Linked DNA regions of Mus musculus: region 1 is linked to region 2. The links are chromatin loops, found by intact Hi-C in ENCODE. Cell type or tissue: heart. All regions are shown on one strand. Each heading gives the region's core, and the rest is flanking DNA. Links, peaks and the distances in the headings are about the cores only. Region 1 overlaps Gbf1 (golgi-specific brefeldin A-resistance factor 1). Region 2 overlaps Gbf1 (golgi-specific brefeldin A-resistance factor 1).

Evidence for each region. Hi-C counts contacts between places; a loop is a spot of excess contacts. Peaks named below come from ENCODE experiments on the same cell type or tissue, not always from the same donor. Only the 100,000 strongest peaks of a DNase experiment are listed, where the experiment ranks them.
Region 1: it touches region 2 in a loop (2.1-fold over the local background); 8 of 42 quality-filtered maps call a loop at or near these places.

The regions. Positions count from the first base shown.
Region 1 is chr19:46,232,314-46,241,090 of GRCm38, forward strand. All of the region lies in intron 3 of Gbf1 (golgi-specific brefeldin A-resistance factor 1), which reads left to right. Among named protein-coding and RNA genes, the nearest start is that of 4833438C02Rik, 69 kb to the right of the region's middle. In heart, for the core only: no CTCF peak of the experiment used is centred there; no DNase peak of the experiment used is centred there; H3K27ac peaks cover 1,102 bases.
Region 2 is chr19:46,182,885-46,191,661 of GRCm38, forward strand. All of the region lies in intron 3 of Gbf1 (golgi-specific brefeldin A-resistance factor 1), which reads left to right. Among named protein-coding and RNA genes, the nearest start is that of Gbf1, 35 kb to the left of the region's middle. In heart, for the core only: no CTCF peak of the experiment used is centred there; a DNase peak (open chromatin) is centred at 3,917; H3K4me3 peaks cover 618 bases; H3K27ac peaks cover 904 bases.

The DNA.
Region 1 (8,777 bases), core at 562-8,561, 50 kb after region 2:
GCTAACCTTAAATGAAAGCTCAGAGTGACATTGAAAGAAGCAAGAGTGGTACTGTCCAGAGGCTTAGACAAGTCCTGGGACATTCAGGAAGCTCTGGATATGCTCCTGAGGAAGACCACAGATAGTTATCAAATCAGAGATGAAGTAGTATACTTTTAACACATTCCTCATCTGTCAAATGAAGTAGTTAAACTCTATGACTGCTAAAATATATTTATTCCAGCATTTTATTCTGTAAATCATGGCTTCATAGGAACTTAGACAGTAGAAAAATATAAAGGCTAGATTTTATTTGTTTGTTTGGTTTTAGTTTTTCCAGACAGGGTTTCTCTGTGTAGCCTTGGCTGTCCTAGAACTCACCTTGTAGACTCTGTTTCCCAAGTGCTGAACTAAAGGCATAAGCTGCTGCTACCACCAATACCACCACCGGCAATTTTATTTTTTTTAATGAGCCCACAGGAATCTTCACTGTCACCCAGCTCCATCGCTTTCTACAAGACAAAGAAGAATCCTGGTGTGTGCAGTTAACTTTCCCACAGGAGCTTCTCCTTGATGGAAGTGGAGGTGTAAGCGCCAGATTCAGGTCCTGATGGCCAGGGGCATCGGAGAGGCTTAGCAGGGGCACCGTCTGCCACTGGATGTGCAGGGCGGGGTGTCAGGGAGGACTTCACTGATTGAAAGGTTACATCTTTGTACATGTGCAATTAATAGACAGATTAGAACATCAATAATTAATCCCAGTGAAGTGTTCAGATGAACTTCCAAAGTAGAGCTTCTTAAAGTATCTGCTGAAGGGCTAGTGGTTCTGTCTTCATGGTTTTTTGTCAATGCATTGCACCTGCAGAGTTTTAAAAAACATAATAATATTAATTATGAGATTTAAATCATATTTTTAAAAATATAAACTTGGTTTGGTTTAAGACAGGACCTTCCTGTGTAATTCAAAATACACAATTATGCCTTACCTAGGATTATAGACATAAACCATCATACCTAGCCTATTACTAAATGCTAATCTGTCAAATTGTTAATACCATCTCTCAATTTCTGTCTTTCTCATTGTATAACAAGCAATAGTTTGTAGCCTGTACTGGTTTATAATATGCTAGAAAAAAATATAATTTTCAATTGACATTGTAGTAAATATTCCAAATCCTATAATATTATAGGAAAACTAGGCCCTAAAATATTTTTAAAATGAGATAACTGAGATGGAGTAACTTGTATAATGACACAAGCCTGTTAGTGTTAGAACTAAGACTAGAATAAGGATCTGGTAGAGTCAGGGTAGGACGTAGCCTTAAGTTCTGCAACTTAGTAGATGTGTCACTTCAGTTATTTAACTTCTCTAAGTGTCTCATTTTATCAAATGAATAAATGAAGACAGATGTGGTTGTGTAAACCTTTAATTCTAGCACTCAGGAGGCAAGAGCAGATGGATCTCTGAATTAGAGGCCAGCCTGGTCTACATAGTGTATTCCAAGCCAGCCAAGGATCTATAATGAGACTATCTAAAAAAACATTTCAAATTCATGGGGCTGGAAAGGCGGCTCAGTGGTTAAGGGCACTTGCTGCTCTTCGAGAGGACTCAAGTTTGGGTTCTAACATCCAAATCAGGCAGCTTAGAACAACCTGGAGATAGATAGATAGATAGATAGATAGATAGATAGATAGATAGATAGATAGATAGATAGATAGATAGATAGATAGATGTGTGTGTGTGTACATATGTGTGTACATATACACACATGTACTCACACATAAACAAAAGTAAAAACATGGATTGTTTTAAATACACAAACACACACAGATTTAGGAAAGGTAGAAAGGGCTACTTTTTAAAAAAAAATGTTTGTTTTGGTTTGGTTTGGTTTTTTTCAAGGCAGAATTTCTCTGTGTAGCTCTGGCTGTCCTGGTAAGAGGCCAAACCTACTCCATCTTGGGATGGGCCTCCACCTTAAGAGAAAGTTCACCTATAACTGAACCCAGGCTGTACCCAAGTACCAGGAAGGACCCCATAACTTGTCCTTTGCCCATATGCCAGAGTTACTCCCTAGCTACTTTCTAGCAACTGTCAAAGATAGTTTGTTTCTGAAATACATTCAGACCATCTGTGATCATTCAGGGTTTTACTTCAGGATACCCCCTGTCGCATACAGTAGTCACACAACTAGGTGCTTGCCAGACTTACAGTAGTCACACAACTGGATGCCTGCCAGGCTGGAACCCCCCACTTGCTCACCATTTCCTATAAGCCTGTCCCACTGAGAGCTTGGGCCTGCACCCTCCCATTCTACTGTGTTAGAGACAGCTGTGTGGCCCAAGCTGTAGCTTGTAAACAAAGGCCCTAGATTGCATCAGAGTCGGCTCCTTGGTGATCTTTTGGGATTCATGAGCACTTCCTGGCACAACACTGGAACTTACTTTGTAAATCAGGCTGGACTTGAACTTGGAGATCTGCCTGCCTCTGCCTCCCAAGTGATGAGACTAAAGGCATGTGCCACCACCATCCTGCTAATAATAAATTTTAAAAATTTATTTATTTACTTATTTATTTTGGTTTTTTGAGACAAGGTTTCTTTGTGTAGCACCGAGTGACCTGGAACTAGCACTATAGACTAGGCTGGCCTCAAATTCACAGAGATCTGTCTACCTCTGCTTCCTGAGTGCCGGGATTAAGGTGTATACTACCACTGCCCACTTTTTTTATATTTACTTAAAACTTAAAAAATAAGTTCTTTAACAGTATAGAGAACTTTGGACTCGGACTCTAGGGTTAAAAACCCCTAAATAATAATATCTTATTGTACTTACTGTATACTTTATTTCATGCATTATGCCCTGTATATACACAAAATGAGAAAATGGGTATAAGTCGCCTATCATAGGGCCTAGTACATAGTAGTATTTATAATAAATGTTAGCTGGTATTATTGATGTTTAGTTAACTTTAATACTGTGTTTGTTAGCCGGGCGTGGTGGCACACACCTTTAATCCCAGTACTCTGTAGGCAGAGGCAGGTGGATTTCTGAGTACGAGGCCAGCCTGGTCTACAGAGTGAGTGCCAGGACAGCCAGGGCTACACAGAGAAACCCTGTCTGGGAAAAAAAATACTGTGTCTGTTTCTTATTTTGTTATATAGGGTTTTACTATGCAGCTCATTCTGGTTCTGAACTCCATGTTCTCCTGTCTCATCCATGATCTTAAAAGGAATAGAAGTTAAAGATAAATTCCAAGATACCAGATAACTTGTGGCCCTTTTAATTCCTATCCACTTCAAGGTATCCATATAGCAGAGAAAGGAGCTGGGCGTTTGTTTCTTGTCTAGATCGTTAGTCTTGTGAGAATACTGATTTCTCACTCCTTGGCGGGATTGTATTTAACTTGAGGGCTGTATCCAGGGCACTCCAGAGCTGTTCATGGTACGTAACTTCTTGATTGGACTGTTCATGGCCTTTTTAGAGGAGAGAAAGATAATAAGAACAGCCACTATTTAGTACTTTGTGCCATGCCACACACCCTATACCTACCCAATAACCTATCTTTTTCTCTTTGTAAGCTTCATTTTTGTAGATTAAAAATGAAACTCCAAAAAAATACGGAGACATACTTATAGTTAAGATTATAAAACTAATGAGTGCCAAAAGCTGGAGTCAAGTCCTGGTCCATCTGACTCCAAGAGCTCTCTATGCCACTTAGTCACTCAACTTTATTGCTTCCTATGAAACTACAGCAGAAAGAAAGGTTTCTGGTGATCTACTCTCAACATTGGCCTTCCTCAAGACTAGATTTACTTAGATACTTTTCAGAGTCCTTCTGAAGACAAGTATCATGACGCTGCTCATAGTAGGCGTACTGAATAATTTCACAACCAAGGAGATACGTGACACCATAGAGGAGCAGACAGAGTTCCAGCCCTGGAAAGTGGCAACGTAAGGCACAAACAGTCCAGTAAACAAAGAGTGCTACGGATTAGGTGTAGGGTTCTCTGAAGGTGACTGGTGCGTGTTCTTGGATTGGAGAAACAGTTTTAAGGAGGAAAATCCTAGCCCTGCTGGTGAAAGAAGTAGTGGGGTTCTCTTAAAATCAACTGCAGGTTCAATTTCTGACTAGTCAAGGCCACAGATTGTAGAGTCTCTAAGGTCAGATTAATCCAGGGCAGAAGGCAACCTTCTTGAGGTGACTTATTACATTGTCCTTAGCACTTGCTCAACACTAGTGAACAGGAAGCTTGGCTCCCTGTATTAGGACGTTAAAACAGAGAAGTCACACTTTGCCCCCCTAGTATAAATCTGAGAACTGCCCGTGCCCACCAACTCTCCTGTCCTCTCAAATGATGGGTGACCTGACCAAAGGGGAGATGAATCTGACAGTCTTCTCAGGTCAGAGCCTGCATGTGACTTCAAGCATTGCCCTTTGACAAAAGAGGACAGACACTCCTAGCCTGCTCTCCTAGTGCATACTACCCTCCCAGGAAGGGTGTTCTCAGCTGCAGTAGCCTTTTCTCATGTGGCCAGCATCGGGCTGACACATTCCTGAACTGAAATGCACACATAAGCTGCTTTCCCTGGTCGCGAAGCTCTTCACTCCTGAGTGACTCTTATCAGGGGCAGTTGGGCATTCTCAATGGGATTACGCTGACAAGGAAAAAGGCCTGGGGGATGTTATTTCAACACCATTTAGCTTCAGAAATGCCTGCCTCAACCCTTTTGCCCTCGGAGTCTACTTCTCTCTTCCTGCTTTCTATAGGGTCATCAGCCTGCCTTCATCATAGCTCTTCATCCTACAGAGATTGACTAAGGTTTCTAGAGGCGGAATCATTCACAAGATGGATCACACTGACGACATCATGTAAATCACCCCATGATAGAAACACACGTTGTTCATTTAACCCTCTTTAATCATGTGTTCATTTCATGTATGTGAGTACACTGTAGCTGTCTTCAGACACACCAGAAGAGGGCATCAGATCCCATTACTGATGGTTGTGAGCCACCATGTGGTTGCTGGGAATTGAACTCAGGACCTGTGGAAGAGCAGTCAGTGCTCTTAGCCTCTGAGCCATCTCTGCAGCCCCTCCCCCCTGACATTTCTATATCCAGAGGCATAGGGCAAAATTATTTGAGCACAATTCCTGTTTGGTTTTTCTGTCTCTCCTGACATACTCAAACTTAGCAGGGATTGTTAGGTCACCATATTCTACTTTTCGCACTATTGTATATACTTTTTATTCAAGATTATATTTCTTCTGAAAGTCAGAGCTTGAGAGTATTCTACAAAAGAAATTTCTGAAGTGCTGGAAGTTTAGTAGTTAGGAGCTATGAGGTTTTTGATCACCAGGGGACATAAAGAGTAGTGGGACAAGCCTGGTATGATGACACACACCTTTAATCCCAATGCTTGGGAAGCAAAGGCAGGCAGATCTGTGAATTTCAAGTCAGCCAGGGCTATATAGTAAAACAATATCTTTTTAAAAAAAGAGGTGTGGGGACAGGCACCAGGCAGTGGTGACGTATGCCTTTAATCCCAGCACTGGGAGGCAGAGGAGATGGATCTATGTGACCTTGGTCTATAAAGTAAGTTCCAGGACAGCCAGGGCTATACAGAGGAACCCTGTCTCAAAAACAAACAGAGTTGTGTTTGAAAGCTGGCCATGATAACACGTACCTGAGATAGCAGATTGCCATGAGATCAAGGCCAACAAGTGCGCCAACCTGGATGACATAACATTTAAAAAAAAAGTGATCCACTCTTAACATTCAGGAGGCTGAAACAGGAGAATCTGCAAGTTGGACCCTATCTTGTGGTGGTCCATAACAAGTGTAAGGCCAGCCTTAGCCATATGGGATGCCCCTGTCTTCAGAATGTATGCTGCTAAAGCAAGCACAGGAGCAACTCTGTCTTTAAAACAAAACAAAACAAACAACAACAACAAAAACACCCAAACCATCATGGTAAAGGAGGAGCCATGCAGTGTCTTTTCCTCTGATTGTTAGCTTTAAAGTTATCCAGACCTGTGAATGGTCACGTGGGCACATAGGCTTGGTTTTACAAACTAGTTAATTTCAGGGGGAAAAAATTGCCAGAGGCAACTTCCACTAACCTGTAATTCCTGATCCTAAACTGATGGATCAAAGCTAGATAGGCCTGGCAACTGTGCTCTAGTCTATGAGAGAAATGAAATAAAGAAACGCACTAGGCCAAGTCTTGGTTCAGGTACTAACCCTGTGACCAGGTACAAAAATGCTTTACTTTTCTGATCCATAGTGTCTTCATCGACAGGGATTTCCTAATGAAGGGCAGAGGAGAGCTGGTGATTATCTTTGCTATTGTGATTATTTAGGAGTGAAGCCATGGAACTGGAGACATGACTTAGTGGTTAGAACACTTGCTCTTTCAGAGGACCCAAGCTTGGTTCTCACCAGTCACATCAGGCAGCTCACAACTATCTGTAACTCCAATTCCAGTTGCTCCAACACCTCTGGCCCAGAAGACAGCTGTGCTCAGACATGCTCACATGTCGCCACGCATACCTTCACAGAATTAATAATAAGAAAATAAGCCTGCTGGCATATGCCTTTAATCCCAGCACTGGGGAGGCAGAGGCAAGTGGATCTATGACTTTGAGGCCAGCCTGGTCTACAGAGTGAGTTCCAGGACAGCCAAGGCTACACAGAGAAACCCTGTCTTGAAAAGGAAAATAATAATAATAATTTTTTAAGAATGAAGATAAGTCAGGTGGTGGTGGTGCATGCTGGTTCTCTATGAGTTTGAAGCCAGCCTGTCCATAGAGCGAGTTTCAGGACAGCCAGGGCTACATAGAGAAATCTTGACTCAAAAAGAAAAAAAAAAAAGAGTGAAGCCATTGTGATGGTGTATGTCTTTATCTCAGCACTCAGGAGGTGGAGGCAAACAGTTCTCGATGAGTCTGAGAGCTGACCTGGTATATGTAGGGAGTCCAGACAATGTAGGGCTATATAAAGAAACTGTTTCTCAAAACACATATATAATGATTAATGTTTTTATTAAATTAAAATTTAAAAAATGATTTCAGGGCTGGAGAGATGGCTCAGTAGTTCAGAGCATGAGCATCAGGCACACATATGGTACACAGACATACATGCAGACAAATATACATGTAAAATAGAACTAAATAAATCTTTTAACAGGAAATTAAAAGAGAGGCAAGTTAGGGGCTTGCCCTCAGACCTACACGAGAGCATGTGTACACACACACACTCGTGCATGCACATTTGCTTGGGTGTAAATGCTACCTGTGTGCATTTATACTCATAGAAGCCAGAAGAGGACATCAGAACCCCTGGAGCTGGAGTTACATCTCTTAAGCCTCCAAGGCAAATATTTTTATAAAGTGAAAATAAAAATATTTTGGAAAGTATTCACTTATTAGTCCGCCAACTGACCCAACTTGGGTTTTGTTTTTAAACACTTATGTTATTTTAGGAATTCTACTTTTTAGTTAAGATAATGTGTTTATTGGTTGGTACTGGGGGTTGAAGCCAGGACCTTGCAGGTATTAGGTAAGGGCTCTACCACTGAGCTTCATCAGCCTTAACTCAGTGTTGAAACGGGGTCTCACTAAATTCCTCTGGCTGATCTTGAACTCCATCTGTAGCTCAACCAGGCTTTGAATCTATAAACCTCTTACCTCCGTCTCTTAAGCAACTGAGATGACAGGCATGAGCTACACAGCTGCCTCTAATTTGGTTGAGTGGCTAGACTCTGATTAAACACGAGTGATTCATCAGCTTGCACATTTAAGGGTTAATGTCCAAAAGCCTGAGGATTAGAAATCATAAACTTACATTTCCTTCTAACTGTCTTGATAGTTTGCAGGCCATGTTCACAAGTACCCAGAGATGATAGAGTCAAAAATGACATAAAAACTCATCCTTCGTAGATATCTGCCACAAAAAGTTTCAAGACCACCAGTGAAGAAAGGGGCTCTTGTATGTGCTCTCTGGCTGGACCACCTTGTCAAACAAAGTCTCCACCATCTTTCTGTCCTTGCAGCACAGTTTCCCCTATGGGGGAGATTAGAGGATGTGAAACACAGCCCAACCACACATGGGCCAATAACCGACTGCTTTCCATAAACCTCTGTGCCTGAGGGGCTTGAACTGTTTTCTGCAGTTAAGTAGGGTTAACCTGTCTTGCTTGAGATCACATTTCACTTCCCCTTTAAAAAGGTAAAACGTGCTGGAGAGATGGCTCTATGGTTAGAAGTACTTGTTTCTCTTGCAGAAGACCCAGATTCAGTTTCCATAACCCACATAGTGGATCTAAGCCATCTGTAATTCCAGTGGCAGGGGATCTGACACCCTCTTCAGACCTCTGAGGGCATCAGGCTCACACATGGTATGCAGTCATACATGTAGGCAAAACACTTATACATAAAGTGAGATTAGCTTAAGGGTAGGGTACAGAAGGAAAATCCTTTACTGTCTGTCAGTACAGTGCGTGGCTCCTGGTTGGAACAGCAGTAAAGGTTGGCTCACTTAGGGCATCCCTGCTAGATGGCTAGGGTAGCTTGCTACTAAAGGTGCTACCTATTACTTCATGCAAATCCTATTGCTATTGTGTTGCCTGGGAAAAGAACTTGAATGCCTCTCTCCTCAACAGTAAACTGCATGGTAATTGTGGTGCGGTATATCCTGTAATCTGAGCTTCAGGAGGTTGAGACCAGCCTGGGCAACATTAGTGAGACAGGCCATACTTAGACCATTTTATTCTCTCAGTAACTCTAAGAAACCAT
Region 2 (8,777 bases), core at 261-8,260:
CCAGGCTCCGTTGTCTGCAGGCTTTGTTTCTACCATCATCTCATTAAGCTCCAAACACGCATTCAGTGGCTTTTCTAGCCCAAAGTTCTAAACTCCTCCATAATCACCCCAAAACAACAAGTTTAGTTCTGTCACGCAGTGCCTCTCCTGGTTCTGGTTTATGTGTTAGTTACATGTCTATGGCTGTGATAAACCGCTGCAACCAAAGCAATGTGGGGAGAAGAGGGTTGTCTTTCCTTGCAGCTCTCAGTCCATCATTGAGGGAAGTGAGGGCAGGAACTTAGGGCAGGAACCAAACAGAAGCTATGGAGGAAGACTTCTTCCTGGTCTGCTCAGCCAGAGCAGGTGCTGCGTATACTTTCCAGGATCCCAGGGGTGGCATTTTAAACAGTGGGCAGGCTGGCCTCAAACTAATAGAGATTCTCTTGCTCTGTTTCCCAAGTGTTTGGGATTACATACGTGTGCCTCTACACTGGCTATGACATTGATAATTTCTATAATCACAGATAAGGTTCATAGATCTATTGTCCATCTATTTGTTCTTCCCTCTCACTTTCTCTCATTTTTTAATGTTTATTCATAATTAGATTCGGGTTATGTTATTTGGCATGAATCTACAGATCACTGCTAATACAGTAATGCTTTTATGTTGTCATAGCCATAGTTGTCATTTATAAGTGATACTAGTTTTAATCATCTAAGTATTGCATGGATTCTTTATTATATGGGTACTACTTGCTACTTAGAACCAATAAGCCATTTATAGGAGTGAATTTTGAGTAGTCTTTTTTTTTTTTTTTTTTTTTTTTGGTGGGCAGGGGAGAGGATCTAATATAGTCAAGACTAGCTTCAAACTTACTTCATAGTTGAGGATGACCTTATATTTCTGATCCTCCTGTTTCTGAGTGTCGGGATTACAGGCATGTACCACAAAACCTGTTTTATGTATTGCTGGGGATTGAACCCAGGACTTTTTGCATGATAAGCAAGCACTTTGCCATTTGAACTAAATCCTTAGCCCCTTTGTTTTTTTTTTTTTTTTTTGTTTGCTCTTTGGGGAGATTTACTATGCTGTTCAGGTTGGTTTTGAACTCATGATCCTCCTGCCTTAGACTTCCAAGTACTGGGATTATCACAGTGCACCAACATACCCAGCTGTAATGCTGTTCTTTTTTGAGGAAAATAAGTTACTGACTGAGCAGCAAGGTTTTATAACACTGTTGTTCTTAAAACACTGGGCAGAACCTTACAAAATGTTTTGTTGTTGTTGTTTGTTTGTTTTTAAACAAATGATAAGACAACATTAGAAGCAGCCAGAGTAAAGGTAGATGAAGAATTTAAATCATAAAAGTAAGACTTCACTAGAGAAAATAGAAGAGCTGATGAAAATAAGCTCCAGTGTCAAACTATTGCTCAGAACATCTGTTAAAGAAGTGTTCACACTGCCCACACGGCACCGGAGCTGGTCTCCAGGAGAGAGTCTTATAGAATGTGCCGTACTGTGATGTGTCAATCAGAAGCACTGAAGCTTCCTGAGTGAAGCCTGGCTTTGCACCTTTTGCCTTTAGATATATAACTCGCAAAGGTCTTAGAAATGCCGATGTTTTTCTGTGAACTGATATGTTGAAAATGAGCCACGGGCTAAGAGCTGCACAGCACCACACAGTATTATGCTGACTGTTCTCACCGACAACCTCTAGATCATGACTGAGTAATTGGGAAGATGGGACATTCTCCCCTCTTTTCCTTTGATAGGTAGAACAAAAGCTATTTGCCAATGAAGCACTTCACCAAATTGGTGACTTTTCAGTAATCCACTGCTAAGTATACAGTGCTACATCGACTTGCTGTTTAGTCTCCAAAATATTAAAAAATTTAGTGTGTAATCCTAGCAGTGGGAAGTGGGTTGGATAAGGCTGCCCCCAGCTATATAATATGTTTGAGGCTAGCCTAGCTATTTGAGACTTTGTCACAGAAAAAAAAAAAAAAAAAAAAAAAAACCATAGTTTTGATGTTTCCAAAAAGATTTGTCTTGAGGCTAGGGAGATGGCTCCAGTGATTAAGAGCACTGTCTGCTTTTCCAGAGGACCCAGTTTGATTCCCTCACAACCACTTCAGTCATAGGGGATCACACACCTTCTTCAGGCCTCTACAGGCGCTTTACACACATGGTGCACAGGTGTACATGCAGGCAGAATACCCATACATAAAAACATAAATTTATTTAGAAAAAGATTTGTCTCAATGAGGCTTGACTGGGTGGGGTCTTGATCATTTCCTAGAATTATGCTAGCATCACCCAGTGGCGATTTTTTTCTCCACTCAACCAAAAGCACAAATACTTGTTTTTTTAGGTCAGATGGCAGCCATATAAATCTTTTCTTTATTTATTTATCTATCTATCTATCTATCTATCTATCTATCTATCTATCTTTGGTCGTAGTGGATTAAACCTGGCAGCCTTGCCCAAGCTAAAAGCATACAAGTGTCTGCTACTGAGATGTATACCCTCAGGCCCCCTGTGTTTTATAATAAGTGGAATTGGCTTTAAATTCATCCTCCTATTTCTACTTTTAATCTCAGAACATTTAAAAGTATGTGGGGTGGGGTGGAAAGATGGCCCATTGGTGAAGGGTGCTTACTGCTCTTGTAGAGGACTTGGGTTTAGCTCTCAGCTCCCATGTGACAGGTTCCAATTTTCAGACTTTTATGGGCACTGTGCACATATGGTACACATACAAACATAAAATTAAAGGAGTGTTTTAACCAGGCAGTGGTGGTGTACTTTAACCCCAGCACTTGGGAGGCAGAAGTGGGCAGATTTCTGAATTTAAGGCCAGCCTGGTCTACAGAGCCAGTTCCAAAACAGCTAGGGCACAGACAAAGAAACCCTGTTTCAAAAAAAAAAAAAAATTCCACTCCCCCAAAAAGAACATTTAAAAGGGTTTAGTTGAGTTCATTGAGAAATTGTCCATAAGCTTTTAAAACCTATAAGGTTTGGAAATACCCCTGTCCCTTGAAGATGATTGAATGATTAGAAAATCGTTCCCTATTCTCTTTTTCTGTCACCTTTCCTTCCATCTTACCTACATTTCCCCTGTACTTTCTTATATTACCTTTACGGATCTCATTAACATACTGTACATCTTAGAAAAGAGATACAGGATTGCTTTTGACTATCTTTGCTATCAACAATAGGTTACAGATATGAGGGTGACTTTTGTAACCCTTGTCAGGTATTGGTCATATTTTCTTAAGAAAACCCTGTCCATTTAAAAGCAAGAAAAAGATAGATAAGGACAGAAAAGCAGATAGAGATGTAGATAGTAAGGAAGAACAGATAGAGGCAAAAGCAAAGGACTTGGGATAGGAGACCTGCAGTGGGAGAGAAGCACTGAGAATGCAGAGCCCTGAACCAGGAAGCAGGAGTCAGGTCTAGTTTGGGTTTTCCCTTTCAGTAGTGTGTTATAAGGTAGGATGAAGTGGGGCGCATGAAACATTCCCATGAGTTATTCATTGGATCTGCCTACTCAGAACTGAAGAGATCCCTCTATAATACAGTGACTTGACAGACTGATCCTAGTGGGTTAAGGTGGAAGAAAATATTAAGTGATGTGTCTTGGCTGGCTAGCATCAACAAGGTTATTTTTAACTTTCCTTTTCAGTCTTTTCATTGTTCGTGCTCCCTCACTAGCTACTATGAGAGCAGTCAAAATTAGCAACTACATAAAATGAAGTTCCTCTTGTCTCCCCAGTCACTTCCAAAATAAACAGGGAGTAGTAATACTGTCCGTATTTTGTCTCACTTTACTCTGAGGGCTAGCAATAGAGGAAGCATGGATTAGTGTGTAGTGATTTCTAGGCTCTGTCCTCTGGACGAATTCCCCTTTGAGAGCTCTAGCTGAGTGACAGGACCATGTGGCAGGCAGGAGTGCAGCTGGAGGTCTATCACGGGCACATTTGGGTTGGGTAAATATAGTAGGAGCAGGATGTCAGTGTGGGAGATGGATTGTTCTGGGAAAGGAAGTGTTGTCTTTCCTCTGAGAAACAATTTCCTGTACTTCTGGGAATTTTGCTTTCTTCTTCTTCTTCTTCTTCTTCTTCTTCTTCTTCTTCTTCTTCTTCTTCTTCTTCTTCTTCTTCTTCTTCTTCTTGTTCTTCTTCTTGTTCTTCTTCTTCTTCTTCTTCTTCTTCTTCTTCTTCTTCTTCTTCTTCCTTTTGAGGGCAGAAGAAGAGTTGGCAGGGGTTGGATACACTTGCTGAATTCTGTCTCTGGCTGTCTGTCTCTTCCTACATTTGAAATTGGGTGTAAAAATCAGATCTATTTCAAAAGTTAGGAAATAGACCCAATAAATAGCCATAATTTTTTTTACAGTTATACAAACCCTTACCTGCTTAAATTCTCTTTTAAAAAGTAACCATTCTTTCCTCAAACCAGACAGGTTGAGAGGCAAAAATAACCATACAAAGAAAATGAACTCTATTGAAAGTCAGACATGAAGCAGCAGCTGGCAGGAAACAGCTGGGGTGTTTCTGGGCGCTAGACTCTACCCCAGACCTTAACTCTTCAAGCTCTTCGTTATCTGAGCTGCTTAGAAGGCTGCCTACCTAGCAACACTCTGCATAAAAAACCTAAATCTATGAGAGATTATATATTACAATTAAATAGAATTTCATGAATTATAAATCATTTTTGCATCTAAAAATTCTTTGACTGGGGGCAGGGCTTAGTTGGTAAAGTGCTTGCCTAGCATGCATTGAACCCTTGTTTCCATTCTCAGCACCACAATAGAACACTGGTACACCCCTATAATCCTAATGCCTGGGAGGTGAAGGGAGGAGGGTCAGAAGTTCAAAGTCATCCTTTGCTATAATAGCAAATTCAAGGCCAACCTCGGCTATGGGAGCCTTGCCTCAAATCACAAAATGTATGAGTAGTGTTGCTAAGAATGTATGCATATGTGGGTTTTAGTACCTGTTTTCAGTTTTTTTTGGGTATGTACTTTGGAATGGAATGGCTAGGTCATGTGGCAATTCTATGTTTGCCAAATGATTTTCCTTCTTTTCCTTTACATTCTCAGAAGTACAGAAGGATTCCAATTTCTCTATATTTTTGCCAATACTTGTTGTTTTAAGTATGCTGGATGTGGTGGTTTGAATAGGTGTGGCTTCCATAGACTCATGTGTTTGAGTGCTTGGTCCATAGGGAACAGCGCTATTAGAAGGCAAGGTCTCGTTGGAGAAAGTGTGGTTTTGGAGGAAGTTTGTCACTGTGGGGATGGGCTTTGAGGTCTCCTATGCTCAGGCTACACCTAGTGTAGCACACAGTCCCCTTCTGTTTGGCTCAAGATGTAGAATTCTTGGCTCCTCTAGAACCATGTCTACCTGGATGCTGCCATGCTTCCCACCATGATGATAATGGACCAAACTTATGAAACCATAAGCTAGCCAAAATTAAATGTTTTCCTTTCTAAGAGTTACCTTGGTTCCAGCAACAAAAGCCTGAGACAATAGACAAGCACTCTACCCCTGAGTTATGTCCCAAACCTTTTTTAAAAAATTACTATCATAACTTCAAAAGCTTTTGAGACCTAATTAGACTTCGATAATAAAGCTCGTTCCAGTTTTGTTATCTTGGCAACATCTTTCCTGAAGTAACTGGGCTGGCTGTTCTTTGGGGCCCAATGTTTTAAGGTTTTAGTTTTTGTGCTTAAGAATTAAGAATGTGGAGGGCTGGAGAGATGGCTCAGCAGTTAAGAGCACTGTCTGCTCTTCCAGAGGTCCTGAGTTCAAATCCCAGCAACTACATGTTGGCTCACGACCATCTGTAATGTGATTGGAATCCCTCTTCTGGTGTGTCTGAAGATAGCTACAGTGTACTTACATATAATAAATAAATCTTAAAAAAGGAGTTAGAATGTGTTTTGAGTTAGGGTGTGGCTCCTTTGGTAGACTACCTGCCTGTTAGGCTTGAGACCCTGGGCTCAATCGCTTGCACTGAAAAACAATAACAACAAAAGACTTTCCCACAATTTGCAACAAATATAGTGATTATAGCTTAGAGGAAATGTTCAGAGAGGGTTGAAATCTGACTTGCAAAAAGTAGAAAAAGTTGCTGAACTTGATGGCCACCCTTTTGATCCCAGCACTTGGGAGGCAGAGGCAGGTGGATCTCTGTAAGTTCAAGGCCAGCCTGGTCTAAATATGACATCCGGGCCAGCCAAGTCTATATAGTTGAGACCCTGTTTAAAAAAAAAAAAAAAGGTAAAAATTATCGTTTGTTTCTGGGATGGGTATTATTTCTGGTTTATTCTGCCATTAGATTCCTTGACCACATCAAAGGCCAAATCTTGCTATACTGTAATCTCAGTTTGCTTGTAGATAGATTGCCACTTTTTCTGCCTGCTTATAAAATCAATCTCTTTCTCTCATTGGTAATAGTGATGGGGATCAAACAAACTCAGGGTCTTGCACATGCACTGAACTAACATGTACTGTCTTAGCCCTAGAATAGCCTAAAGAGGGAGTTTTAACTCCTTCACTGAAGTGTGATTGGTACCATATTTCAGTTGTTACTACTGTCTGGGGGTGGTGGTGGTGGTGGTGGTGGTGGTGGTGGTGGTGGTGGTGGTGGCGGCGGCGGCGGTGTGTGTATTGTCAAAGGTCAAGCCTATGACCTAACATATTGGGTTAGTGCAGTCTTGCCACTCTGCTATTAGGTTATATACTCTGCCCTTCCGCCACTACTTATATTAAAACTCTAGCCAGGTGTAGTGTTGCATGCCTACAGTTCTAGCACTTGGGAAGCTGAGGCAAGAAGATTGTAACAGGTTCAAGGCTAGCCTGATTTAGACTAGTCAGAGCTACATAGTGAAACCTTGTCTCCAAAAAGAGAGAGAGAGTGACGAGGGAGGAAAAGGAAGGAAGGAAGGGGGCATACTGGAACTACTGATTCCTTGCTTTTCTTTAGAAATATGTTTTTCCTTTTTTTCTTAGCAGTGTTCTTTCCAGTTTACATGTTGAGTGATAGATTTTTCTAACCTTTAGAAAGATGTTTTTTTTAAGTACTTAGTGTTTGTTATGTACATCCTTAAAATACTGTAAATCAGAATATATTCACGTATTTAATGCCACTATTGGTTGCTTTTTTTGTTGTTCAGTAAATTTGAGCCAGTTTCAAAGTACACAGATGGTAGTCACTGTAATATCCCTCCACCATCAGTACATTTGGTGTTAGGTTACGAATGTATTCTAACCACTTGATCAAAGTCAGGCTTTGAGTAAGTCAGGTGTGGTGAATGACAGGTGCGTCTGGATTTGGTCTTGAGAGATTTGGGGACGTGGAAAGCTTAAGAACCACTGCCCCTCCACCCCCGTAATGTACCGTGGTCTGTAATAGGTTGAGTTGTAACAGTCATTAAACCACTCCTCACAGTCCCTGTTTTCAAAGCTTATCAGGATGAGTTTGATTTAGTTATTTGGAACCAAAAAGGCAGTTGGTGGAGCTAGGTTCGGAGCTCCGTAGCTGTAATATATCAGAGATCAGACTTGGGTCCCAGTGGGATTATTCCCTGGGCTTTTATTTGCCTGGAAATATACGCAGGAGCCAAGCGGTATGTATGGCGAGCTTTGCTGGAATGCAAATTGGACACATTTTGTTGGAACCTGTAGGGGATTTTCACTGCTTCATAATTTTTCAAAGGTTTGTTATACAGCAGACAGCTACTGCCTCTTCTTTAAATCTGTAAATCCCCCTCTTTTTCCTGTTCTAAAGGTCAGATTTTTTTTGACAACTGTGTGCAGGAACAAGATTTGTTAAATCCCTTCATTTTTATTCATACAAATATCAGAATTCAGTGAACATCAGTTATACAGCATTTAGAGGTAAGGAAAACTCAGGGAGAATCCTGTGACTCTCAACTTAGTGTCAGGCGTATGTCTCTGGGGATACATTTGCTGCCTCAACTTTAACCCATAACTGATCTGATAAGAGACAGCCTTCTCATTGTGGCTTCCATGTTTGCAAAACCTATCTTTAATTAATCCCATGTCTGGAGAGGTAGAAGACAGGTAATCTAATTAGCAAGAGGATATTGTTTTGGGCTTTTCTCATGGAGGCTCTTTGACTCTGACAGTGCTTAGATTAGTATTGGGAAAGATAGGTAATTCCTTCCAATGAAGCCATCTTTTTATTCTTACTTTTCACTTTTAGTGATACCTTAGGCATTGCTCATTTTTAGTTTGAGGATGATTATTTCTAATTCCATTTATTTGTGCGTGTGTGTGTGTTTGCAACAGTGCATGCATGGATGTCAAAGGACGACTTGTGAGATGCAGTTCTCTCTTTCCATTTGGATCCCAAGAATTGAACTCAGGTTGTCAGGCTTGGAGGCAGGCACTTACTCGCTGAGGCGTCTCCCCAGACCAGATGGTTCTTTCTTACTTACTAGCTCATCAGATAGTCATGTTATCATACAGGACAGGTTTCCATCACACTTGAGTTTGATATTATACTGTCTATTGCTGTATAGCAGATTACCCAAAAATATGGCAGCTTAAAAAAAAACCAATTCAGGAAGTTTTTGGGGGTCAGGAATTTGGGGGCTACTTAGCTAGTAGGTAGGTTCTTTTAAGATAAGTCGGGGAGACAGCCATTTGAAGGCAGAGCTGAACTGGAAGGCTTGTTTCCAAGCTCACCATGGCCATTTGCCAGAGGCCTCAGTTCTTCATAGTGTAGGCTTCTCAGGACTGCTACCCACATGGAAGGTGGCTCACTC